Regions from separate parts of the Homo sapiens genome. Here region 1 is linked to region 2. Evidence: read pairs that join two places in POLR2A ChIA-PET (ENCODE). Cell type or tissue: Caco-2. All regions are shown on one strand. Links, peaks and the distances in the headings refer to the core of each region. The heading gives the core; the rest is flanking DNA.

Evidence for each region. ChIA-PET counts read pairs that join two places held together with the same protein. Peaks named below come from ENCODE experiments on the same cell type or tissue, not always from the same donor. Only the 100,000 strongest peaks of a DNase experiment are listed, where the experiment ranks them.
Region 1: POLR2A ChIA-PET joins it to region 2 with 5 read pairs; 1 of 35 experiments calls an interaction of 5 or more read pairs at or near these places.

What each region holds. Positions count from the first base shown.
Region 1 is chr20:43,320,423-43,326,980 of GRCh38, reverse strand. No RefSeq gene overlaps it. Among named protein-coding and RNA genes, the nearest start is that of PTPRT-DT, 130 kb to the right of the region's middle. In Caco-2, for the core only: no CTCF peak of the experiment used is centred there; a DNase peak (open chromatin) is centred at 3,133.
Region 2 is chr20:44,048,579-44,055,136 of GRCh38, reverse strand. TOX2 (TOX high mobility group box family member 2) reads right to left here. Exons shown (of 9, transcript NM_001098797.2): 4 at 3,592-3,831; 5 at 611-838. Among named protein-coding and RNA genes, the nearest start is that of JPH2, 140 kb to the left of the region's middle. In Caco-2, for the core only: no CTCF peak of the experiment used is centred there; a DNase peak (open chromatin) is centred at 3,646.

The DNA of each region.
Region 1 (6,558 bases), core at 1,256-5,255, 730 kb after region 2:
AAAAATTTTATGAGAGTGGACACTAATTTGACTCTTATCTTCTTTTCTATTTTTTCCCATAGGGAATCAAACAGGCTATTTTTGTTCAGAAGATGGTAAAATACATTGAAAGCAGAGAGAAAAAAAGCACGAGAGAGAATGCGCCCACTGCTTCCGCTGGGATCCTCACCTCCTGTTCTTGAGTTTTCTATGGGAGGCAGTTAGGTACTCAGAACAAAGCCTAAGTGGTGTGTGCCCACGTGTGTGTGTGTGTGTGTGTGTGTGTGTGTATGTGCGTGCGCACATGCGTGTGTGCTGTGTTTCCTTTTTAGAACCGTGGAGGAGCCTCAGGGATTAGCTGGTCCAAACCACTGACCTCATAGATGGGGAAACAGAGACTCAGAGAGGTTGAAGGCCAAAAGTGGGGGAGGAGTGGCTGCAGGGTGTCTGACAGCCAAGAAGTGAGGGCGGCCAGGTCAACATGGTCCTTGAATGCCCAGCTTGAGACTTGCCCTCTTCTGGGGGTAGTGAAAGTCTCCTGGGAGGTTCAGGCAGGGCAGTGGTGGTCCAGATATGTTTCAGAGGGATCGTATTGTTCTGTAGATGAAGGACTGTGGAGTGTGAGGCTGGAGCTGGGCAGCCTGCAGGGAGGTGAGGAAGGATGGACTGTGTTTGGTGATAGGGGGTGGTCAAAGAGGGAGAGGAGCTACTGGCTTGGGAGAGAGGCAGAGTCAAGGCGGGGCTTTTGCCCACCTCAGGAGATGTGCACCTTCAAGGGTGGGCGAGAAGGAATCTTGGGGTGGGAAAGACTGAAGATAGGAGATGATCACCCAGATAGAGCAACATCTTGGAGGTGGGGATCCGGGGCCAGGTGAGAGAGGAGGGGAGGACAGAGGGGGCAGGGGGTGGCCTTGACAGCTGGGAAGTCCAGCCTGCAGGTTTGTGCCCAGCCACAAAGACTGACCTGTGATGCAACTGCTGTCAGTTGAGGTTCTGGTGTCAGGAGTCCTTGGCCCTAGAGGACATTGCTACTGAGAGGACAAGCCAGATGGATGAGCACTAGACCTTAGGGTCCCCACTGTCCCCTGCACACCATGCCCTCATGACTCTTGGCAGGAAGTGGCATCCAGGTGGTGCCAGCTACTGTTTAATGATGGTTTATGTGAGAAAGCAGAGAAGTTCATGAGCGCTGGGCACGGTGGCCCATGCCTGTAATCCCAGCACTTTGGGAGGCCGAGATGGGCGGATCACCTGAGGTCGGGAGTTCAAGACCAGCCTGACCAACATGGAGAAACCCCATCTCTACTAAAAATACAAAATTAGCCAGGTGTGGTGGCACATGCCTGTAATCCTAGCTACTCGGGATGCTGAGGCAGGAGAATTGCTTGAACCTGGGAGGCGGAGGTTGCATTTAGCCGAGATTGTGCCATTGCACTCTAGCCTGGGCAACAAGAGCAAAAAACTATGTCTCAGAAAAAAGTTCATGACCACAATGAAAAATTGCCCACTGGACAGCTGGACATCCCCTATCTGCGTCCCTGCCTTTACTTTTTGGGCCAGATTTCTTCATAATATCAAGCAGCACTCTACCCATATTTATTTCAGCTCCTTTCCGATTTCTGACAATTAGTTTCTTGGCCATTAAGCTGGACAGAAGCAGGAATACTTTAATGTGCTTATTTATATCTCACAAAGGAACTTACATAAGTTCCCTTGTAAGTTCATTCTATGGTCCCTGGAAGTGTCAGTGCAGAAGATTAAATTGACTCATCTATTTTTTTTAGTCCTCTTTCCTGAAGGTCAGCTTTGAAGCAAATTGCATCTTTGTCATTAGCGAGCTAAGGGCCCTTTAACCATTCACCTCATTCTTGAGGATGAAGACCTTAGAATCATAGAGTTACCGTATTGGAGTCAATTTTGAGAAGAAGGGGGGCAGTGGGGGGAGGGCCTTCCAGGCTGAGTGGCAGCATGGGCGAAGGCATGGAGGTTCCCTACAGCCTGGCTCCTTTGTAGAGCTGGATCCTTTAGCCAAGGGGCCGAGATATGGTAGGGGTGAGGGCGATGGGTGTCAGTCACAGGAGGATTTTAAGCACAGAGATGATATGCTTAGGCTTCGTCCAAGGAAGACCATTTTGGCTGCACAGTGGAGGGTGCATGGAGAGAGGAGGGCGGGGAGGCAAGGGGCCAGTTGAGAGTGACCGGTTTCTGCAACCCCGTAAGAGAGCTTCGTAAGACCAGCATAATTTCAGAGCCCGGTGCAAAATGAAAATGTGGAACATCTTGTTAAAAAAATTAAGTATAATGAAATAGGACTCAGCCACATCAAGGAATGAAGTACTGATGCATGCCACAATGTGGATGAACCTCCAAGACATTACGCTAAGTGCAAGAAGACACACCGCAGGCCACATATCGTATGAGTCCATTTATGTGAAATATCCAGAATAGGCAAACCTATAGAGCCAGAAAGCAGGTTAGTGGTTGTCAGGGGAGGGGGTCAAAGAGCTATGATTGCTTTCTGGGTACAGGGTTTCCTTATGGGGTGATAAAAAGTTTTGGAACTAGATAAGGGTGGAGGATCCTGGATCCTGCAGCCTAACAGACTCACAGCAGGAATTCCACAGTTCATTCAATTGCTCTGACCTGCGATGTCAGTGACGACACTTTTCAGGCTCACCTGGACGAGAGTGACTGCTTGAGCTTCCAAAATGCAGTTCATTGCCAGCTCCATTAGCAGGGTCACCCCAGCCTTGGCCACAAAGTGAGACTGTCTGTACAAAAAAAAAAAAAAAAAAATTAGCCAGGCATGGTGGCATAGGTCCCGAGTGGTCCTAGCTGCTTGGGAGGCTGGGGTGGGGGGTGGGGGGTGGGGAAGGGGGAGGGTGGGGGCAGGGAAGACAGCTCGAGCCCAGGAGTTCAAGGTTGCAGTGAGCTGTGATGGAGCCACTGCACTCCAGCCTGGGTGACACAGCAAGATCCTGTTTTTTAAAAATATCACCCCCTCAGAGGCTGCTCTTACTGCTCAGATCACCAGTAGACACCTCCCCGCATTCCTGCACACCTGGACAATTCCTCACCAGCACCCTGTATGAAGCCTGGGGGCCGGGGGCAGTCCAGTTGAATCAGAACACCTTGACCCTAGGGAAATCTTAGCCCTTGATCTAGTATAGTCCCACAGCCTATGCTCCTGGTTATCATTGGCCACTGCCCCCAGGGCACCTCCTGGAGTGATCTCTAAGAATGTGGTTCCTGGAGCCCTTTGTGCTGTGGCTGGGATTTGCTCTGGCTGCTCTGCGAGCAGGCCTCCAAGTGGGGCTTCCTGAAGCCAGACTGCAAATCCCACTTTAACTTTCATCAGCTGCATGTTATTGTGCCTATCTTCGGGCTTACCTGGAACCCAGTTTCCTCATTTCCCAAGGAGCAATGACGCAAATAACACAGTAGGCTAGGAGCAAATAAGGTGGAAAAGAAGAGATGGGAACATCTGCTGGGCTGTCTGTGCCAGACACGTTACTAGTGGTTTATTATCTACGTTAATACTTACATCAGCCCTTTGAGAGTAGTGAACGGCCCCATTAGCAGCCGATTGAGATCCAGAGAGGTTAATTAATTGGCCCAAGTTTGCACAGCTAGGACTCTGCCGACTGGGAGTTGAATCCTTGTTTTATGATTTCAGAGTGCCTGACTCTTTGTATCAGTTTTCTATTGCTGCTCTAATAAATTATCACAAGTGGTTTAAAAACACAAATGTATTTAATTTATCTTGCAGTCCTAGAGAAGAGAAGTCCCATGTTGGTCTCACTGGGCTAAGATCAGAATGTTGACATGGTGCATCTTTTCTGGAAGCTCTAGGGGGGAATCCATCATCTTGCCCTTTCCAGCTTCTAGAGGCTTCCTGCATTCCTTGGCTTGTGGCCAAGTTCTTCTCCTGCTGCGCCTCTCTGGTTCTCTGACTGCAGTCAGGAGAGGCATCTCTGCTTATGAGGACTCACATGATTCGACTGGAGGAGCGAAATAACCTAGGGGAATGTCACCCATCTAAGAGTCCTTCAACTTAATCATTCCTACAAAGTCCCTTTTGCCTTGTAAGGTACCATATTCACAGGTGCTGGGGATTAGGAGGTGGACATCAACGTGTGTGTGTTAGAGGAGAGGGGACTTTCCTCTGACTACCGTGCCCTTCTAGAAGGATGGATTCCTGACTTGACAGACGCAGAGCCATATTCTTCCAAAAGCCTTGGTTTTCTCACATGGTTCGGAAGTTCTCTCACACTTTTGAGATGAGCTATGTGTGTGTGTGTGTGTGTGTGTATGTGTGTGTGTGTGTGAAGATCTGTTAATTTATAGTAGTAGCTTGGACATTTGAGATGAATGTCGTGAATTCTGTGCCAAAAATTATGTGTCATCAGGCACTCTCATTGCATTTCAGCCAGTCTGCAAAGAGAGAGATTGCTAAGTGTTATATGAGACAAGAGGACCACAAGGGCAGGTTTTAAGCACAATTATTTTGTCCAACCCTCTGATTTGGAGCATCATAGAATTTGAGAAGTGCATGAAAACTTCTCCTCTAGGCACCCCGATGATCTTTCAGCCCGACTGAAATACTGTGAGTGAAGGGAGCATACTACTTATTATAGCAGTTTACTCCAAGGTCAAATATTTCACTGCTTGGAACACTTTTATTTTCTTGCAGTTGAAGCATGCCTCTCTTTGCTTTCTACCTACAAGTCCTGGTTCTGTCCTCTGGGGCACATTGATTACCTTTCTTCAGGGAGGTGAAAACAGAGACCTTTACTCCGTATGTCTTTTCCTCTTCAAGCTAAATGTCCCTTGTGATTTTGAAGGCTTTTTCACAGTCTGTTCATCTTCCTTAGGCACAATGAATTTATTCATATCCCTGTTAAAACGTGGTGACCAGGCGTCTTTTCCCCAATTCAGTGCCCCTTCCTCTTCCCTCCGCCCACCCTCCCTCTCAGGGCACTGCCTCTCTCCTCCTTGAGACCGTCTTGCACAGAAGGGCTCCTTCTGATTCTCGACTCCCATGACAGGACTTCTGGGTCTTCCAGGAAAATAAAGCCCAGCCCTAGGGGCATGCTGAACTTGCTGACCCTCTCCCAAGGGGAATGGGTGGGGTCTGTTACGGGCTGAAATGTGTCTCTCCAACCTCCTCAAATTCATATGTTGAAGTCCCAACTCCCAGTATTTCACAGTGTGACTGTATTTAGAGATAGGACTTTGAAAGGGGTAATGAAGGCAAACTGAAGTCATAGGGGTAGACCCTAATCCAATATGAGCGGTGTTCTTCTAGAGGAGATGAGAACACAGATATGTACATGCACCCTGTGAAGACACAGGGAGAAGATGGCCATTTTCAGGCCAAGGACAGAGGGCTCAACAAAACCAACCCTGCCAACAGTTTGATCCTACACTTCTAGCTTCTGAAATCATGAGAAAATGGTCTGGGTGCAGTGGCTTATGTCTGTAATCCCAGCACTTGGGGAAGCCGAGGCAGGCAGATCACTTGAGGCCAGGAGTTTGAGACCAGCCTGGCCGACGTGGTGAAACCCCATCTCTACTAAAATACAAAAAATTATCCGGGCATGGTGGTGCATGCCTGTAGTCCCAGCTACTTGGGAGGCTAAAGTAGGACAATTGCTTGAAACTGGGAGGCCAAGGTTGCAGTGAGCCGAGACTGTACTATTGCACTCTAGCCTGGATGAAAGAGTGAGACTCAGTCTCAAAAAATAAAAAATAAAATAAAAATAAATAAAATCAAGAGAAAATAAATTTCTGTTGAAACTACCCGGTCTGGGGCAGCCCCTGCAAACTCATATCGGGTTTTAGTCATCAGAACCGCCCCAGTTGGCCTCCCCTCCTTTCCAGAGGTGTTACACCCCACTAACCAAAAATAGGGAAGATTACTTCAGGAAAAAAAACCCAAATATGATTAAGTTCCCAGTAGGCCACCCACTGGATAACTTAGGGCAGAGCTTTGGCAGCATCTCTGCTTCTCCAGGAAGTCAGATCCTAATTTTCTTTTCTGGTTTATGGATTCCCTCTGGACCGTGGGGGTCATTCATTGTCCCTGGGTGCCTGAAGTGGCAGCTCTGACTCACTTCCTTATTTCTAATGGAGGGAAAGTGGATTTAATAAGTCTAGAAGGAGGGACACCCCAGTAAACAACATGGATTTAGCCACACTCTAGGAAGGCTTCTAGATGCACTTGGGCAAGGCGATGGTTCCCAGACAGCACTCCACATCAGCACTGGACAGCAGCTTGAGGAGCTGGATGGGGTCTGGGCTCCAGAATGCAGCTGGAATGAGACAGCTGAGGAGGATTTTGGAGCATGGCACCCGGAAGTTCATACCCCAGCAGAGTGGCCACGTATCCACTCATGCCTTCATGGGGATCATTTCTGTGAGGTGCAGGGTTTTGAAGGTCATTATGTGCTGGATGCCTGAGCTATGTTAAAAGCAAGACGAAGTTCATCCTTTTCTGTGGGTTCAGCCCAGATGGCATCTCAAGCCTGGAGTTGATTCTAGAAGTTGAGAAAGGCCAGTGCCGAAAGAAATGCAGCC
Region 2 (6,558 bases), core at 1,547-5,546:
TGTCTCTACCAAACAGGAAAGCAATGGCTACTCCACAGGGTGTTGTAAGGATTCAGTGACATACCGGGGGGAAAGCCCAGCCCAGATGTGAGCTCAGAGAAGGAGTAGCCAGCACCCCTGTTTTAATAGACATGAAAACCGAGGCTCAGAGAGTTTAGGTGGTCAGGCTGAGGTCACACAGCTGGCAACTCCATTTGCCTACCAGCTAGTTCTGCTCTCTATTCTCCCTGGAGGCCTTTAGAGGAGGCCACAGGCACATGGTCAGTGGGATAGGAAGCTCTGGCCTGGACTCCAGACTTTTAGGGTTGGTGGGACAAGATGGATGGAGATGCTTGTTCTCATTTTATCAAGGGGGAAGCAGAGGTTCAGAATGGTTAAGTTGCGGGAAGCAGAGGTTCAGAGTGGTTAAGTTGCTAGTAAATGCAGTTGGTTAGTAGAATTGGAAGGCAGCTAGCTTCCCAGTTTACAGATGGGCAACCTGAGCCCAGGAAAGACCTCTGTAAGAGTCTCTAGTTCCAGAGCTGGGCCTGGTTTCAGACCTTCAAAGTGTGTCCTTGGTTCCAGGACCACAAAGCCTCAGGGGATGGCCCAGAAAGAGAGGGAGGCTCACCTGCTTCTGTTCCTCTCCCAGGCTGTCCCACATGGAGGCCACGATTTTGGACACGTCACCGAAAGTGGCACTGGGGTTCTGACCCTTGATGGCGGCCTGAGTGTCTCTGAAGAAGAGTGCGTAGGCCGACACAGGCTTCTGCGGCTCATTGGGGTCCTTCTTTTTCTTCTTCTTCGGGTTCTTGGCCTTTTTTCCTGGGTCGGCTGAAGGTCTCTTTTCTCCCGAGATCTGCCCGAGTGAGAAGAGTCAGAAAACCAAAGAAGCCCAAGGGCCTCCTGCCAAAGGCGATCAACACAGACTTGGGCCGAGCTGCACTTCTCCAGCCCTGCTCATGCACAGATAACCACTCGCGCGATGGAGGGGGCAATGGACAGACAGACACACACACCCTGGGTGGGTGTTTAACTCATTAAAGAGAATCAGCATGATTGTAAAGTTGATTCAGAGAAATGCAGGAGGAGAAGACGGACTGTATAGTCACTGAAAGAATGGAAAGAATGCTGGAATTAGATTACTAAATTACACGTGAAACTGGTTAGTGCCCAATAGAGCGCTGAAACTATCACCTTTGGGACTTTTAATCTTTTCTACTGGACAGAAATTTGCATCTCTACCGGGCAAAGTTAATTTGCCTTATAATCAGACAAAAATCCCTTACATCTCTTATCACTTCCCCTCCCCCGCCCAAGGTAACATCTTCTTTTACAGAGTTGTGAAATCCCCTAATCAATAGTGAATAATGAATCAAAGCAAAGGTCCAGTTTCCTAGGGAATCAGATAATTATTGAGTGAGCCTGTTAGCCAAGGCTTTGGTATGACATTGAAAGAATGTGCAGTTATTTGGGGGCCTATTTCCAAGTTTGGAGTGTGTGTGCATGTGTGTATATGTGTATATACGTGTGTGTGTGTGTGTATATGTATATATATGTGTGTGTATATATAGTATATATATGTGTGTGTATATATAGTATATATGTATATATATAGTATATATGTATATATATGTGTATATATAGTATATATATGTCTGTATATATATGTGTGTATATATATATGTGTGTGTGTGTGTGTGTGTGTGTGTGTGTGTATATATCTGCCCTCCCACTTGTGAGCACAATCCCCAAAAAGGATCCTGCATTACAAAAGGCTGGTCTCCACCGCCATGTTTCAGCTGTGCAGCTTTGAGCAGGTGGCTTAGTCCCTTGACCCTGTGAAGTGGGGAGGGCACGAGGCTAAAGCGACTGTTACTGCGTCAGCCCTGGAACCAGTGGCTTCACTCTGGACAGACTGCAGGACCATGATCCTGTGAACACTTGACTTAGGGCTTCCAGGATGGGGTGGTGTTGGGATGCCCACCACAGACCTCAGTGGGTCTCTGTTGGGTCACTCAAGCCATGTAGGAACAGGGGACTTTGGTCAAAAGCCCTGGACCCTGTAGTGAAGACTCTGGCTCTAGGAGCCAAGAAGATGGAGGTGACATGTTGACCTGATGACAAAGCCATGGGCCAGTAGGCATGATCAGGCATCCATGTCTGAAGGACATGGTTCTGTTCCTGAGGCTTATCTCTGCAGCTACTCCCTTCTCCAAGCCCCAGTTGTGTTAGCACCGTGGTGTGACCCTAGCAAGATCAGGGATGAAGAGGCATGTTGTCATTGATAAAGTCCTGAACAGGCACAGCAGGGCAGGGGGTTGAGGGCACATACACTGGACTGCACCTGCAGCCTCCTGGGTTTGAATCCTGGTTCCCCCCACTTACTAGCTGTGTGACACCAGATACATTACTTAACCTCTCTGTGCCTCAGTGTCCCCATCTGCCAAACAGAGATAATAACAGTCCCTGCCCTATAGGACTTTTATGAGGATTACATGGACGTATACTTGTTATGTGTTTAGAGCAGTGTCTGGCCCATAGAGAGTGTTTGTTAAATAAAAACCGTTCCTGCATGGACTATAATAGAGGTCGAGTCATCCTTAGGATGAAGCTGGGCCAGGATCCAGAAGTAAACCCCTCTTCCCCCAAAGTCCAGGGTTACTGCCCTAGGCCTCGGGAGGCCACCACGTGGAAAGGACACTGGATCGACAGAGGCAGGAGGCACGGAGGGAGATAAGTCTTAATTCTGCCACTAGCTCGCTGGGAGGCCCTGGGCAAACACTTCTGTCTTTGGCATTTCTGGGCCTCTGTTTTCCTCCCTGGTAAGACAAGATGTTCTCTCACCGGGAGGTGGATTTGGAGTCAATGCAAAGAAGGGCCAGAGCCCGGACAGGTGGCGGGCTCTCATCCCTACCATGTTCTTGAGGAGGTCAAACCACTCTAGACTCCAGGAATGTTGGGGGAATGCATGTTCCCAGTGGGGCGGTCATTTTTGCACCCCACCCTCAAGGTCAGTGAATACTCTAGGCCCAGAGGTGCTGTCTTCTGGACCACACAGTTTTGTCAGAATATTTTCTCCTAAAAGGGCCAAATGGCCATAAATGTGACCCCGATGGCCTTGCTGAAGCCGTCCACACCTCTGAAATCGCCCACTGGCCTTCAGGAGTCAGTCTTTGCCAACTTTCACAGGATCTTCTCACCCCATCCCCTCAACATTTGTTGGAATTTTCTCTGCTTTACGCACAAGGCTGTGGGAGCCCCGAGGGAACACAGCTTGTCAAGGACGCTCAGCACTTGGAGCAGCCAAAGCCCGATGCCACAAAGCCCCATAGGTGCCATCCCCCCTGACCAGGTGCTCCACCTGCCAATGTGCTTTTTCCTTGGCTTCCAGCGTGGCCTGGGGGTCTTAACAGAAAACCACTGAGCTCTGTGGCGGACATCCCAACCGCCACCAGGAACGCCTGCTCAGTGGGAATGGCACCTACGGGGACCTTGGGACATCAGGCTTTTCTAGTCTTTACTAGAGGGAGGTGATGCCCATTTCCCCACAGGACCCCTTCCCTGCCGACAGGAGGGCAGCTTCAGGCTCTGTTCCTCCACCGCACATACCTTGAAATGCACTTCCGACTCCTCTTCCTGAGTGGAGCTGGAGGGAGAGGGGGTCGCTGACTTGCTCCCCGGCGGTGATGGGGAGCTGTGGGCGATGCTGCTCCGGATGCCCATCTGCGAGATGAGCTGGGACTGGCTGAGGGCACTCATGTGGCTGGCCAGCATTGCCGGGCGACCCAGCAGGGGCCCGGGCCGGCCCGAGTCATAGGCAGCCACTTCCGAGTGGACCATCTCCTGGATCTAAGAGAGGAGGACAGGAGGGTTGAGTTAGGAAGGATCTGTCCTGCCACTCCATCACATCTGTGCTAGCGGACTTAGAGGAGGGAATGCAGAGGAGAAGTGATGGGTGCGGCTCCTGCTCCGATCCCTGACAGGTGAATCTCAAGATGGAGCCTCATGCTACTTGGACCTCTGTATGATTAAGTGCACTCGTGGGAAACCGGCAGCTCCGTGGCTGTGTGCCATTCTACTGACATTCACCTCGGACAGACGCTTTGCATTTCAGCCCCTGCCAGAGAGCTCAGTCCAGTTATGTTGGATCATTTGATGAGACCGAGTCTTCCCTCCTGGAATGCAATATGTCTCTGCATGAACTGAGCAGTCAGCATGATAGCAACGCACACAGATGCTGGACGACGCTAACTACATTTTGAATCCTGGTCCTGCCATTCTACCAGCTGGGTGACTTTGGCCAAGTTACCTAACCTCTTTGTGCCTCAGTTTCTTCATCTGTAAAATGTGGATATGAGCAAACCTACATTCTAGGGTTCCTTAAAGATCAAATGTACCTGGCATACAGTAAGCCCTATATTGTATAAGCATGTGTTAAATACATTGAATAAATAAATTTCTTGATAAAGTTGAGTACTTTTCTTCCTACAGGTCAGCAATTTTGTTATTAACTCCATTCCCCATGATATTTTCTAACTGGTTACTTCTGGAAAGTTATTGGTTTTACATATAAGCATTTTTCACACTAAACACGCATTGAGGATAGGACTTTGGACCTAAATATATGTCCACACCCTGTTGAGTGAAGCATACCTATTTGCATACTCTTACGATTTTTATTTCCTCTGCATCTGTGGTTATTTATTTGCCCTTTCTAATTTCTAACAAACATCAAGTATCTGTTTTTCTCCCATTTTTTCTTCATTAGGAAAGCAAACAGGTTTTCAGTTTTATGTGGGTTGTTTCTTTTCTCCTCAAAAGAATCAAATCTCAAGTGTATCACTTCTGCTTCTCTGTTTTCTAATTCTTTGTCTTTAGCTATCCCTTCCTCCGCATTTTAAAGATTCATAATTGCTGCTTCCCCCTCAATTTTGAGTTGTATTTTATTTTTTAATTGACAAATGACAAATTGTATATATTTATATGTACGATATGTTTTGATGCATGTATACACTGTGAAATAATTGACATATTCATCACCTCACCTAGCATTGCTTAGATGAGAACATTTAAAATCTACTTTCTTCTTTGATCCAAGAGTTGTTCAAGAAGACTTCTGGAATACCATTTGACCCAGCAATCCCATTACTGGGTATATACCCAGAGGAATATAAATCATTCTATCATAAAGATACATGCACGTGTGTGTTCACTGCAGCACTATTCACAATAGCAAAGACACGGAATCAGCCCAGATACCCATCAAAGATAGACTGAAAGAAAATGTGGTACATACCTATCATGAAGTACTATACAGTCATAAAAAGGGATGAAATCATGTCCTCTGCAGGGACATGGATGGAGCTGGAAGCCATTATCCTCAGCAAACTAATGCAGGAACAGAAAACCAAACACCTCATGTTTTCACTTGTAAGTGGAAGCCGAACAATGTGAACGCTTAGACACAGGGAGGGGAACTACACACTGGGGCGCGTTGAGGGGGCAAGGGGAGGGACAGCATCAAGAAAAATGCTAATGCATACTGGGTTTAGCACCTAGGTGATGAGTTGATAGGTACAGCAAACCACCGTGGCACACATTTACCTAGGTAACAAACCTGCACATCCTGCATATATACCCTGGAGCTTAAATTTAAAAAGGCTAACAAAAAGAAGAGTTCTGGAAATTCTAAGTGGCTAATTTTCTTTTTCTTTTGGCTACAATTTCCAGTAACAAAAATTATCAAAGTATGGGGTCTGTACTATTTACAAGTTTGAGATTTTGTTAAGGTTTTCTTTGAGACCCAAATATGATTAAATTGTGTACATATTCCACAGTCCTTACAAAGAATAGGCTATGTTTGCAGATGAATACAGCAGTATATTTTTCCATTCCATCAGTGATTATTCTTTAGATTCCTTACCTTTTTGGCTCTTTAATCTTACACAGGCTTGTCCAGATTGCCTGCAATTTTTCTGTTTCCATAAAAATATCTCCTTTTAATGCTTAAAGTGTTTGTTTTGGGAATTTGATGTCGGTTTTGTTTTGAGACAGAGTTGTGCTGCATCGCGCAGGCTGGAGTGCAGTGGCGCGATCTTGGCTCACTGCAACCTCTGCCTCCCAGGTAGCTGGGACAACAGGTGGCACCATCATGCCTGGCTAATTTTTGTATTTTTAGTAGAGCGAGACGGGGTTTCGCCATATTGGCCAGGCTTGTCTCAAACTCCTGACCTCAAGTGATCTGCCCACCTCGGCCCGCCAAAGTGCTGGGATTTTATAGGCATGAGCCACCACACCTGGCCCTGATATTGGTTTTTATTACAAAAAGAAGACAGACAATTGTATCTTCATTATGGATTAAACTCTTTATTAAGTATCTTTTTTGTCTCATTTTTTTTTTTGCCTTGAATTCAGTGGAGTCTGATATGAATAATGCTGTCCTTGCCTGTATGTTTGTTTGAATGTGTCTGGCATGTATTTTATTACAAATCTCTTAGTTTTTATTTTTTAGGGTTACTTTTGTCAAATGTTTTTGTTATGATCAGCTTTAGAAATTGAACTCTTCCCTTATGCCCT